Linked DNA regions of Homo sapiens: all the other regions are linked to region 3. A link is a contact called in ENCODE Hi-C data. All regions are on one chromosome and are shown on one strand. The core of a region is the stretch at or near the end of the contact, and the rest is flanking DNA. Distances in the headings are between cores, read along the strand shown.

What was found. Hi-C counts contacts between places; a loop is a spot of excess contacts on that map. Pooled maps may share reads with other maps.
Region 1: a pooled map shows a loop between it and region 3 (8-fold over the local background). The contact joins the promoter of ZDHHC12-DT here to the promoter of NTMT1 in region 3. A Hi-C loop is called at or near these places in 6 of 50 pooled maps.
Region 2: a loop to region 3 is called in a map of heart right ventricle, with 32 times the contacts of the local background. The contact joins the promoter of SET here to the promoter of NTMT1 in region 3. A Hi-C loop is called at or near these places in 1 of 168 maps with a recorded cell type or tissue (heart right ventricle), 2 of 37 single-sample maps with no recorded cell type and 5 of 50 pooled maps.

The regions. Positions count from the first base shown.
Region 1 is chr9:128,722,391-128,726,747 of GRCh38, reverse strand. ZDHHC12-DT (ZDHHC12 divergent transcript) reads right to left here and starts at 2,286. Exons shown (of 2, transcript NR_046240.1): 1 at 2,113-2,286. ZDHHC12 (zDHHC palmitoyltransferase 12) reads left to right here and starts at 2,621. Exons shown (of 5, transcript NM_032799.5): 1 at 2,621-2,754; 2 at 4,174-4,310. The coding sequence starts at 2,655. RefSeq lists a silencer at 2,253-2,732.
Region 2 is chr9:128,686,482-128,690,471 of GRCh38, reverse strand. SET (SET nuclear proto-oncogene) reads right to left here and starts at 1,250. Exons shown (of 8, transcript NM_003011.4): 1 at 817-1,250. The coding sequence starts at 889. RefSeq lists silencers at 381-500, 881-1,790 and an enhancer at 2,077-2,953.
Region 3 is chr9:129,623,601-129,627,682 of GRCh38, reverse strand. NTMT1 (N-terminal Xaa-Pro-Lys N-methyltransferase 1) reads right to left here and starts at 1,520. Exons shown (of 4, transcript NM_014064.4): 1 at 1,388-1,520. RefSeq lists a silencer at 1,156-1,395 and enhancers at 1,009-1,547, 3,400-3,449, 3,460-3,599.

The sequences.
Region 1 (4,357 bases), core at 1,037-3,536, 900 kb after region 3:
CAGCCTGACCAACATGGAGAATCCCCATCTCTACTAAAAATACAAAATTCGCTGGGCATGGTGGCGGGTGCCTGTAATCCCAGCTACTTGGGAGGCTGAGGCAGGAGAATCGCTTGAACCTGGGAGGCAGAGGTTGCAGTGAGCCGAGAGCCCGCCATTGCATTCCAGCCTGGGCAACAAGAGCGAAACTCCGTCTCAAAAAAAAAAAAAAAAGTGTGGTGGGATGGGAACTTACAATTGTGATCCTTCCTCTGTCCATTTGAGATGAGTGTGTATCTCCTACAACTCAGAAGTGTCTTTTTCAAGGACCTGAAGGCCATTCTATTGAAATGTAATATCAGGAAGGACAGAGCCTCTGTCTCCCAGTCTCTGCAGGAGAACAGAGTCCTAACTTTCACCATTGCCAGCGAGCACGCGGAGCTGCCTAATCACATTTACCATGACCAACCCTTTGGAATTTTTCATTTCCCTTATTCTGCTGAAGCCCTCACCGTTTCCCTCCACTCCCTCATTCTCCCTTTAAGCCAGACATGGTGGAGCACGCCTGCAGTCCCAGCTACTCTGGAGGCTGAGGGGGAAGATTGCCTCAGGTCAGGAGTTTGAGGCCATAGCGAGACCCCATCTCAAGAAAGCAGAAAACCAAAACCACAAAAAACATCAGTCACCTCTGCACAAACAGAAGTTTCAGTTGGTTCACACTGGGCTCTCCGCCCTATCAGTAGTATATTGTTAATTAAAATCTGGCCTTACTATTTGAACTAGTGTTGGGATGTTTGATACTAGCACAGTGCCTAACCCACGGAAGCTTCAGAATTATGTGCTGAGTGGATAATGTGCTGGATGTCCCCACTGAGCACATCAGATCCTGCACCCAGTGCAGTAGTCAAGACTTAGCTGCAAATGACAGACACCCAACTCAAACATCTACTCAGGCTAGTCAAAGGTGGGAATTGGGGCCAGGCATGGTGGCTCACACCTGTAATCCCAGCACTTTGAGAGGCTGAGTTAGGCAGATCACTTGAAGTCAGGAATTCGAGACCAGCCTGGACAACATAGTGAAACCCTGTCTCTACTAAAAATACAAAAATTAGCTGGGCGTGGTGGCATGTGCCTGTAACCCCAGCTACTTGGGAGGCTGAGGCAGGAGAATCACTTGAACTTGGGAGGTGGAGGTTGCAGTGAGCCCAGATCGCGCCACTGCACTCCAGCCTAGGCAACAGAGTGAGGCTCTGTCTCAAAAAAAAAAAAAAAAAAAAGGTGGGCATTCATTGACTCTTGCAACCAGGGGATGCAGAGTCAGTATCAGCTTCAGGGACAGCCGGATCTAGAGGGCTCAGACAATGTTGTTCAGACCATCTCTTGCTCCCTCCTTTAGTGCTGCTTATCCATCTCTATGTGTCTTTATAAGTTGGTCTCATTTTCTCCAGCCACAGACAGGGTAAGCCCTCTCCGCCCAGCGTAAAGACGGCTCCCAGTTGCCTTATATCCCATTCCTTAGGCTTGAGATCCAAAAGAATGCTCCTTCCTCTCAGCATCTAGACAGTAATCTCATGGAAGGCCTGTGATTGGTTCTGCAGAGTCGAAAGCCCACAGCCTGCCGCTCGCCATCCTATGGGGTGAGGGGCAGTCCCTCCAATCACATGGGATGGGAAGTCGATTCCCCAACCAAAAAAAGGATGTTGAGCTGAGAAAAACAACAGATGTCAGAGGAGTATCCTGGAGGAGCTGGGATGGGGCCAATCAGAGGGAGGCGGAGGAGGATGCTGGTATCAGTGGGAGGTGCTGTGGAAAGGCGGGGCTGAGTGGAGAAGGCCCTGGGGACACAGGGAAGGAGGACAGCCTGCAGCCTCCGGTGAGGAAAGTCCGCCTGTAGGTGGTGGCTCACAGCAGGAGAGGCAAGACAGTCCCGTGCTAGACAAGGCGCTTCCATTATTTAATCCTCCCAAACACCTTAGGAGGAAGACACTATTGTAATCCCCCTTATAGAGACAGAAAACAGCTCAGAGGGGCTCAGTAACTCGCCCAGGGTCACACAGGTAGGAAGGGGCAGTGCTGGGATTTCTGACTCCCGCCTAAGTTGGATCACCCATAGTCAGAATGTGCACCACGTACCTCCACTTTTCTCTCGTCCGTTTGCAATATCTGAGAATACATAGCAAGGAGGTAAAGCTGTCACCACAGAGCAACCTTGGGCGAGCCTTGGCCCTCTCGAGACTTTAGTCATCACATCTTTGAAATGGGTACAATTTTGCCTCCCGGACTCACAGCAAGCCGCTGGATCTTCGAAGCGCCCAGGGAGCTACGCGCATGCGCGAGGCTGCGAGGGCGGGCACAGGGGAACGCGGGGGAGGGCACAGCGGAGCGCGGGGGAGGTGCGCGCGCGCTCCGGCGCTTTCAAAAGTTACCTGGCGGGTGGGGCTGGAGTTGAGGGAGTTACCAGCTGCGCGCGCGCCGGCCCCACCCTCAGCCTCTTCAGGCACCTGTTGGCTTGAGGGTCCATTCGGCCGCAGATGCCATCCAATAGGCAGCCTCCCTGACCCAGTCCGGCCCCGCCCAACGCCTAGATCCACCAGTCCCCGGGCGGCGGCGTTCCCCTCCCTCGGAGGGCCCGCCCCTCTGGGCGCTTCTTCCGGGTGGGGCCCCGGGCCGAGGCGATGGCGCCCTGGGCGCTCCTCAGCCCTGGGGTCCTGGTGCGGACCGGGCACACCGTGCTGACCTGGGGAATCACGCTGGTGCTCTTCCTGCACGATACCGGTGAGCCGGACCCCGAGCGACCCCGGACCCACCCGATCCCGCGTACTTCCCCAGACGTTCTGGTCACACTGGGTCTCCCGCCTAATCCCTGGAGATCCTGGGATTGGCCCGATCTCCACCAGCTCCTGAAGCCCTCTCCCCATCTATCATTCCAAGAGCCACCTGCTCTCTGTCTGATACCCCGTTGATCCCTAATTAATCCCAGCATCTTCCTGATCATTGCCAAATGCCCTGTCCATCCCAGGACCCAGCCGGTGCCCACCAGATCCAAGGACCGACTTGAGCCCCATGTCCCCTGATCCTGGGACCCACATGATCCTTCCCAGGAACTGACCCCAAATCTTCCTATCCATACGATTAGGAGGCTCAACTAGATGCAAAGATTGGCATTCTGCCCACACCCACACCCCCCACACCCCCATGGCCACTAGCTGCCCAAGTCCAGGCAAACCCTCAGGCCAGAGAACACTCCATGGGGTGCGGCCTGTCTCCCATCTTCCCACAGATTCACCCACCCACCCACCTCCATTTCCCTCATTCCTCTTAGTAGCCCCCTACCCAGCGCCTCACCTGCCACAGGCAGCCTCCCCCACTGTCCCCCACAGCAGACCCCAGCCCTCCTTCCATGGCGGTCCAGCCTCAGTTTCTGGACTGGGGCCCCTTCTGGCTTTCCTCCCAAGACAGACCTCCTCCACCACCTTCACCCTTTAGCCTAAAAACTTGCTCAGGTCTCCGTATCAGAAAACCCCCCTCAAAACCCACCCTTTCTTCTCTGCTCCCCCTTACAACCAAGGGACACAGGATTTGTCTACACTCTGCTGTCTGGTGGTCTCATGCCCCCTCACTCCTTGCCCTGCACCCTACCTCCCCAAAATCCTGTCACCTCCCTGGGCTGAAGCCTGCTGGACCCTTCCGTATGCCCCTCTGCAGCATCTGAGCCTGCCAGCTGCACCCTTCCCACTGTATCTCTCTCAGGCATTTCAGACCTAACCAGTCTCTCACCATTGCAGAGCCAGAGACGCTGGACCCCTCTTCCCTCTCTCCCACATCCAGTCAGGTCTGGCTCCCTTGACCCAGCAGCCCCCTGTCCATTCCTTCCTCCCTCACTTCCTGCCAGGCCTTTGTAGCGACTCTCTTCTTCCTCCTGGCCAGATTCTCTGCCCCCAGGCTTCCCCTGATCCATTTCTTTAGCAATGAGGTTTTCCAAAACAGATCTGGCTCTATAACCTTCCATGGTTCCCTCTGACCCTCCAGATAAAAGTGCAGATGAACTGCTGGCCACACACAGCCACTCATGGAACCAACATCTCCAGGCCTTTGCTCAGCCAGGAACACACTTCCCCACCTCCAACTGCACCCCAACCCCACCCACTCCTGTTCTACCCGGCCCAGCCTCACTGTGCTCTCCGGCCTCTCCAGAGCTGCGGCAATGGGAGGAGCAGGGGGAGCTGCTCCTGCCCCTCACCTTCCTGCTCCTGGTGCTGGGCTCCCTGCTGCTCTACCTCGCTGTGTCACTCATGGACCCTGGCTACGTGAATGTGCAGCCCCAGCCTCAGGTAACCAGGGGCCCCTACTCTCACCAACAGGGACCTAACAACCAGCA
Region 2 (3,990 bases), core at 1-2,500, 940 kb after region 3:
AGGTGCCCTTTTGTCCTGTAAAGACTACAAACCCCCTACAAAGCTAAGTGGGTGTGAAAGGGCCAGATCGCGCGGTTCATTTCCGGTAACCATCCCGGATTGGCAGCCCCCCTGCCGAGAGCCTCCTAGGCAGAGGCCAGCTTTCTTAGCCATTTCCAAGACCCCCGATACACTGGTCGCGGCGCCAGGTTTCTCCGCACGCTGGCGCGACGGGGCGGCCGCCCCACGTGGGGAGTGCGCCCGGGCTGGCCAGAGCATCCTCCCGGCCGGCCAAGGCCCAGCGCGCGGCCGCCCGCGTGTTCCCCGCGCCCCCACCCCACCCGAGCTCCAGGCAGAAGCCCCGCCGGGGCCAGCCTCTGGGCGGGGGTGCCGGGGGCGCCGCCGCGGGCCGGGCGCGAAGCGGAACCGCGCGGGAGGTCGGGCGCGGGGCCGCGTCCGGCCGCACCATGTGGCGGCGGCGGCGGCTGATGGGAGCGAGGCATCATGGCGGAGCACAATAAAGAGAGGCTTCTCGGGAGGGAGGGAGGGGGAGGAGAGCGAGGGAGGGGGGAGAGGAAGGGGGGGTCTCCTCCGCCCGCGCCGAGCAGGCCGCAGCGCCCCCGCCTCGCAGCGCGGCCGCCGCGGCGCGGGCCACCCAGGCCCCCAGCCCAGCCGCGCACAAAAAAGGGCGCCGAGTCCGCGGGCCCCCGCCCGGCCGCGCCGCGCCCCCCCGCCCGGCGCCCCCCGCGCGCGCCCCGGGCCCCGCCGGCGGCCTGCGGGCCGGGGCGGGCGGCGAAGATGGCGGCGCGGGCCGGCCCCCGGGCTCGCTGCTCTCACCTGAGGTCTCGTCGGCCCCGTCGTGGTTGGAGTTGAGCTCCTTTTTACTGACTTTGGCCGCCGGCGCCGACATGGTGCTGCTCCGCGGTCGGGGGGGGAGCGGGGAGGGGGAGAGAAGGGAAGGCGAAGGGGGCGGGCAAGCGGCTTCCCCTCACGCCACACGCGCGGGCGCCCGCTCGGTCCGGCCGCCTCCTCCCGGCGCTCGCTCGCTCTCCCTCCCCCTCGCTCGCTCGCGCGCGCTACCCTCGCGGCCTGACGCCGAGGGACGGGCTGGGGCGGCGTGCCGGGCCCCGGCCCGGGCTCCTGTTCGCGGAGGGGAGGCGGAGGCGGCGGCGGCGGGCGGCTCGGCTCCCTCACTCGCGCTCGGCGATCCAGCCAGCTCGCTGCTCGCTCTCCCGAGCCGCCTCCTCCTCCACCTCCTCCTACGGCGAGGGGCGGGCGCAGGGCGCAGGCGCGCCAGGCCCCGCGCGGATGCTCCGCCTCCGGCCGGGGAGGCTCGCGCCGCGGCGCCATTGGCCTGGGCGGCGGGATGAGGGGGCGGAGTCGCGGCGCGGAGACACAGGGCCCGGCGAGAGGTGGGAGGAAGGCGCGCGGCGACGCACGGCCGCCCCCCGCGCCGCGTCCCCTCCCCCGCTCTCCCCTCTCCGGCCCGACCCAGGACACTGGCGCGCGGCAGGCCGGTGGGCGGGGCGTCGCACGGAGGCGCGGGTGCCCCCGGCCGGCGCGTCACGTGGTGAGCGAGCGGCTTCCCTGCTCCGCGGGGCACCGGGAGCGGGGCGCCCACCACCCCGAAAGTGCAGGCCCGGCCTCGTATGGGGGCCCCGAATTCCGCCCGGCCTCTCGGCGCCTTCCACTTCGTGGAGAAAGCAGGGGGCACCCCATTCTGGATGCCAGATGGGGAACTGCCGATCGGACTCAAACTCGGGCTCGTGTGCGAAGCCCCAGGCTGTGTAATCCGCGCGCAGGGCCATTCCTGGGTTTTAGTCCAAGCCCTGCCCAGCAAGCTTGTACCCTTGAGCAAGTCACCCTTCCTCTCTGAACCCGTTTCTGTTATGAAATGATAAAGGTTACGACACTGAAGCCACATTAAACTCGAAGTCCTGTGAAGGCAGGGAGGTACCACATTAGTCCGCGGTGCCCAGCGCCCGCAAGAATCATACTGAGCGTTAAGTGCCAGTTTCAGCAGCGCATGGCACGGTTATCTCACCGAGGCCTCACAACAGCCCCAAGCGATAGGCGGTGTTCTGTTCATAGAGATGAAAGGGGCCAACAAGTTCTACTTGAGAGGCAAAGTTCTGAACCACTAAGGAGGGCCAAAGCATTTTGTTTAAATAATACTTTTCAAGTAATGCGGATGCCCCACATTCTGTCCCTCCAGCACCCCAAGACATGAACCATAAAAAGCCAGAAAAACCCTGATTAGTAGCATTTGTTTGTTTGTTTTGAGACGGGAGTCTTGCTCTGTCCCCCAGGCTGGAGTGCAGTGGCGCAATCTTGGCTCACTGCAAGCTCTGCCTCTCGGGTTCAAGCAATTCTCCTGCCTCGGCCTCCCGAGTAGCTGGGGCTACAGGCACGTGCCACCATGCCCGGCTAATTTTTGTATTTTTAGTAGAGATGGAGTTTCACCACCTTGGCCAGGCTGGTCTACTGACCTGGGGTGATCCACTCACCTCGTCCTCCCAAAGTGCTGGGATTACAGGCGGGAGCCACTGCGCCCGGCCAGTACCATTTGTTGATTTTAGTGATACGCTGGCCAATTTCAAATCCTGGCCATGCAATAGCTCACTCCTGTTATCCCAACACTTTGGGAGGCCAAGGCAGGAGGATCGCTTGGGCCCAGGAATTCCAGGCTTCAATGAGCCCCAATGCAGCCACTGCACTGAAGCCTGAGTGACAGAGCAAGACCCTATCTCTAAAACAAAAACAAAAAAATACCTGAAATCTCTCTTTGGACATTTTTAACCAGAACTTGGGGTTGGAATTCTGCCTTCCAGAACTCACACTTTACCATTGGCTCTTTTTTTTTTTTTTTTTTTTTGGTGGGGGAGGGGACCAAGTCTCATTCTGTCTTCCAGGCTGGAGTGCAGTGGTGCCATCTCAGCTCACTGCAACCTCCGCCTCCCGGGTTCAAGTGATTCTCCTGCCTCAGCATCCTGAGTTGCTAGGATTACAGATGTGAGTCACCACGCCCTGCTAATTTTTGTATTTTTTGGTAGAGACAGGTTTTCACCATGTTGGCCAGACTGGTCTCAAACTCCTGACCTCAGGTGATCCACCTGCCTCTGCCTCCCAAAGTGCTGAGATTACAGGCATGAGCCACTGAGCTCGGCCCACTATCAGCTCTTAAAGCTCAAGCAGCATCTTTCATGTTCAAGACAGTGCACGGTGAGTGTCTTAGCCTCCCGAGTATCTGGGATTACAGGCGCCCACTACCATGCCAAGCTAATTTTTGTATTTTTTAGTAGAGACGGGGTTTCACCATGTTGGCCAGGCTGGTCTCGAACTCCCGACCTCAGGTGATCTGCCCACCTCGGCCTCCCAAAGTGCTGGGACTACAGGCATGAGCCACCCACTGTGCCTAGCATAAACTAAACTTTGTTGCAAGTGACAGAACCAAGATTCTAAACCAAGTAGCAATTGACAAAGCCCTTACCTTAAAACAGTTTTTCTATTTTTATTGTTGTTATTATTATGAGACAGGGTCTCTCTCTGTCGCCCAGAACCATGGCTCACTGCAGCCTTGACCTCCTGGGCTCTGGGGATTCTTACACCTCAGCCTTCTGAGTAGCTGGGACCACAGGCAAGCACCACTGCCACCTTGCCTGGCTAATTTTGTTTTTATCTTTTGTAGAGAGGAGGTATCACCATGTTGCCCAGGCTGGTCTCAAACTCCTGAGCTCAAACCATCCTTCAGCCTCAGCCTTCCAGAGCTCTGGGATTACAAGAGTTAGCCATCGCACCCTGCCTCAGTTTTTTTAATGTGACCAACAGTCAGAAGTACTTTTGACATCATGACCTAGCACACACAAACCAAAACTTACCCTTACCAAGGGTGATGTGATTCTAATTTCCTATTTAAAATGCAGGTCACACCCCACCAAATTGATTTCACGACCCGCTCCTGGGCTGAGTCTGTCTGAGAACACTATGCCAAGGGCTGGCTGCTTCCATCCT
Region 3 (4,082 bases), core at 271-2,770:
TACATTTAAAAACTAACAAAGGCTCTGATGGAGCCAGATGAACCAGATCTGAATCTTGGCTCTGCACACCTGCTGTGTAAGCACAGACAAGACATTAAACCTCACCATTCCTCAGTTCACCTATAAAATGGAACAGTAATACCGACTTTACAGAAAGGCTGTGATTAAAAGTGCATATGAAAAGCTTAAAGTGCTTTGCACAGTGCCGGGCACATATTCTCTCTTGAGCTTAGAAATCTCTGTCAAATGAGATTCTTGTCAACTCTGCCCACTATGAGGATCAAATGGGAAAACTGCCTTAGAATGCCACAGAAGCTGTATTGGACACACCTAGGGGACTGTTACTGGTATGCTGGGCGGCCAAGCCAGCAGACTCAAACAGCTCTGCAAATCAGCCAGAGTGGGGAGTGAGCTTCCTCTGCCTATAAGCACAGAACCCCCACCGAGATTTTTTAGATGCCATCCTTGTGATCCTAGGGCTTCCGGCCTCCACCAAAACGCTCCATGCATCCTTCCAACCCCCGCACAGTCCTCAGTTTACATAGAGAAAAACCAGCACACTAAAGGAAGTGACGTGTCTTTAAACATACAAACAGGAAGCCGAGAACAGAATTAAGGAGGGAATCCAGGCTCCTTATACCAGCCCTGGTTCCTCCCAGAGGCTCATCCCATCTCACTGGGCAATCATTCTACACACCACAACCACCGGTTACACTGTCCCTCCCCGCTGTCAGGGCCTCTGACACCAGTTGTGGCAATCACTTATAGTACAGAGGAGAAACCAAAGTCCAGAGGGAGAGATCACACAGTTGGTGCGCAGCAAAGTCTGGGCTTTTCGATATGGCAGCCTCCCTGCAGACAGGCTGACCTTGGCCGCAAGGGCTCTCGGGCTGTCTTTTTTGAGCTGCACCTGTGTCGGGCTGGCGCTCGGGTGGCACCCAAGGTTAAATACGACAGCAACTTCTGTGCAGCGGGCACTTAACTGTGCCAGGCTCTGAACTGGGCATTTTACCGATTTTACCGATTCCTCCCATCCATCCTCCAAGTGGGCGCTCTCCATATCCCTGTTTCTCGGAAGGGAAACAGGCTCAGAGAAAGGGATTTGCTGCGGTCTGGGGACCGGGGTGGGGGAGTGCCCTGCCTGGGCTTTGAGTGCCTTGACTTTCCTCCTGTACCCCGACCCATGGACTGCTCCGTAGTCCCTGCCCAGGTCCGGCCCGTAGACCTCTTGGGGACGCGCACGTGAGGCCTGTGCCGGCCCGCGCGCACGCGCCGGGTCACGTGACGAGCCGGGGACCCGGGACCTCAGGGCGCCGAAACAGTTAGGGGTCGCAGCCTCCCCTCTCCCAGCGGCTGCCTACCCTTCGCACCGCCTCGCGCTACTCACTCCGGGCGGGGGCTCCCGGGACCGAGAGAAGAAGATGGGGAAGAGGAAGGGAGGGCGGCGGCGGCGGAGACGCCACAAGCCAACCGCAGCTCCGCCAGACCACGACCAGACGCGACAGCTCGCGGCGCGCGCTGCCTTTGTCCGCCAACGTCACTTCCGGGCGTTTAGGGGCGGGCCCATGGCTGGCTCCACCCCCTCGCTCAGCTCGCCCCTCCCCCGCGCGGGCTCCGGATTTAACTTAACTTCTTTTGAAAAATAATTTAAATTTTTTTTTTTTTTTTTTTGAGATAGAATCTTGCTCTGTCAAGCAGGCTGGAGTGCAGTGGCGCGATCTCGGCTCACCGCAACCTCTGCCTCCCAGGTTCCAGCGATTCTCCTGCGTCAGCCTCCAGAGTACCTGGGACTACAGGCGTGAGCTACCACACCCAGCTAATTTTTGTATTTTTAGTAGAGACGGGTTTTCACCATGTTGGCCAGGCTGGTCTCGAACTCCTGACTTCAAGTGATCCGCCCGCCTCTGCCTTCCGAAGTGTTGGGATTATAGGCGTGAGCCACCGCACCTGGCCTAATTTGACTTCTTTAAAAAAAAAAAATTAGAGACGGGGTCTCACCCTGTTGCTCAGGCTGATCTTGAACTCCTGGCCTCAAGCGAGGCTTCCACCTCGGCCTTCCAGACTGCTGGGATTACATGCGTGAGCCACCGCGCCCAACACAGGTTACAGCTCAAAACTTGACTAAATTGACTTTTGGGAATCTAGAAGGACCTCCCGAACGGAAAAGAGCCGCAGCGTCGCCCTCTCCCCGTCCCCAGCACGTACAACAGTTCGTTTGGAGGCTGCAGGCTGGACTTCTAAAAACGAGTGTGTTGTGCGGGCTTTGAGTAAAAAGGGAAAAAAAAGCCATTGGTCCTCAAATCCACCCATCTCCATTAGCATCTTAAAATAATACCGACCCCCCAAAATAAATAAAATAAAAAGAAATACTCTCGGCAGTGCCATGGGATTCCCACTGAAATGAGCAAAACAAGCCCATGACGTTTCCATTCCAAAAGCGTGGCCCTTCCCTAGGCTCCTCCCATGCAAAGAAATTCTGGAGCTATCTCCGAGGCAGCGGTGATGGAAACGGGAGCTTGCAGGTGGGTAGAGCCTGTTAACATTTCCGAGCTTCAGTCTCCTGTCAGAAGAGGAAGTTGAGCAACGTAATAATTACTCAACTTCTGATGCTCTGAGAGGGTTAAACTTGTGGGACATTGCACGTCAGACCTTCAGCTCAGCACCTGCAGTGGGTTCTCAGGAAATGGAAGCTGTTATAATGACAATATCCATCTTAAGTTCATTTTTCCTATACTATTAATAATATCCTTGTGTTGGCAGGGCACGGTGGTGCACGACTCTAATCCCAGCATTTTGGGAGGCCAAGGCAGGCGGATCACCTGAGGTCAGGAATTTGAGACCAGCCTGGCCAACATGGCAAAACCCCGTCTCTACTAAAAATACAAAATTAGCCAGGGATGGTGGTGCATGCCTGTAGTCCCAGCTACTCTGAGGCTGAGGCAGGAGAATAGCCTGAACCTAGGAGGCAGAAGTTGCAATGAGCCTAGATCGCGCCATTGCTTTCCAGCCTGGGTGACAAGAACGAAACTCTGTCTCAAAAATAAAATAATAATAATACTATCCTGGTGTTCCTTCCTCTGGGCGACGCACACAGAAGGTGCTTAAAGTGTGTTTGCTCTAAATGTGTTGAAAGCTACGGTAGAAAGGGGATGCTAAAAAGCCCCTTCTGCATTGAGTCCGCAGGATGTGTGTATGTGCATCTTATTTGGCATACCCTCTAGACTATTCTAGGTCACAACTGCTACCCCTGGTCTGAGCCCCTCTCCCAAGCTTCATTTTCTGTGTCTTTAAGCAAAGGGATTGATCCTGGGCAATTTCAATCGGTGGGGGTGTCCGGAATCCTCCGCCAGGGGGCAGCTCTGATCCAAGCTCTCTGTATGCCTAAAAATCCAGCCCTGTCTTATTTCCTGTCAACAGAAGAGCAAGCCCCTTCCCCACAGCCACGCTCCAAGGCCTTCCCAGGACTGGCCGGCTCCCTGACCTCAAAGCCTCTGGCATCTCTGAATTCCCAAGCCTAGCACATAGTAGTTCCTTGATAAATATTTGCAGAGTGCAAGGGCTGGAGGGCTCCTTAGAAACCATCTAGTTAGGCCAGGCGCAGTGGCTCACGCCTGTAATCTCAGCACTTTGGGAGGCCGAGGCAGGTGGATCACAAGGGCAGGAGATCGAGACCATCCTGGCTAACACGGTGAAACCCCGTCTCTACTAAAAATACAAAAAAATTAGCCGGGCGTGGTGGTGGGCACCTGTAATCCCAGCTACTCGGGAGGCTGAGGCAGGAGAATGGGGTGAACCCAGGATGCGGAGCTTGCAGTGAGCTGAGATCGCGACTCCGTCTCCAAAAAAAAAAAAAAGAAAAGAAAAGAAAAAAAGAAACCGTCTAGTTAATCTGGTGTTTCGCAGCCATTAAAAAAGACACATACCCTTTAAATAAATACAAAAATATCTCCCTCCCCCACTCAATATTGTAGCTCTCCAGGAAAGTATGTCCCTCCATCCCTGGTGAGAAGCATTGACAGAAAATAGAATATATCTTTGGCGACGCGTTCTCTAGTGAGTCACTCTGTTATTTGAATTACAAA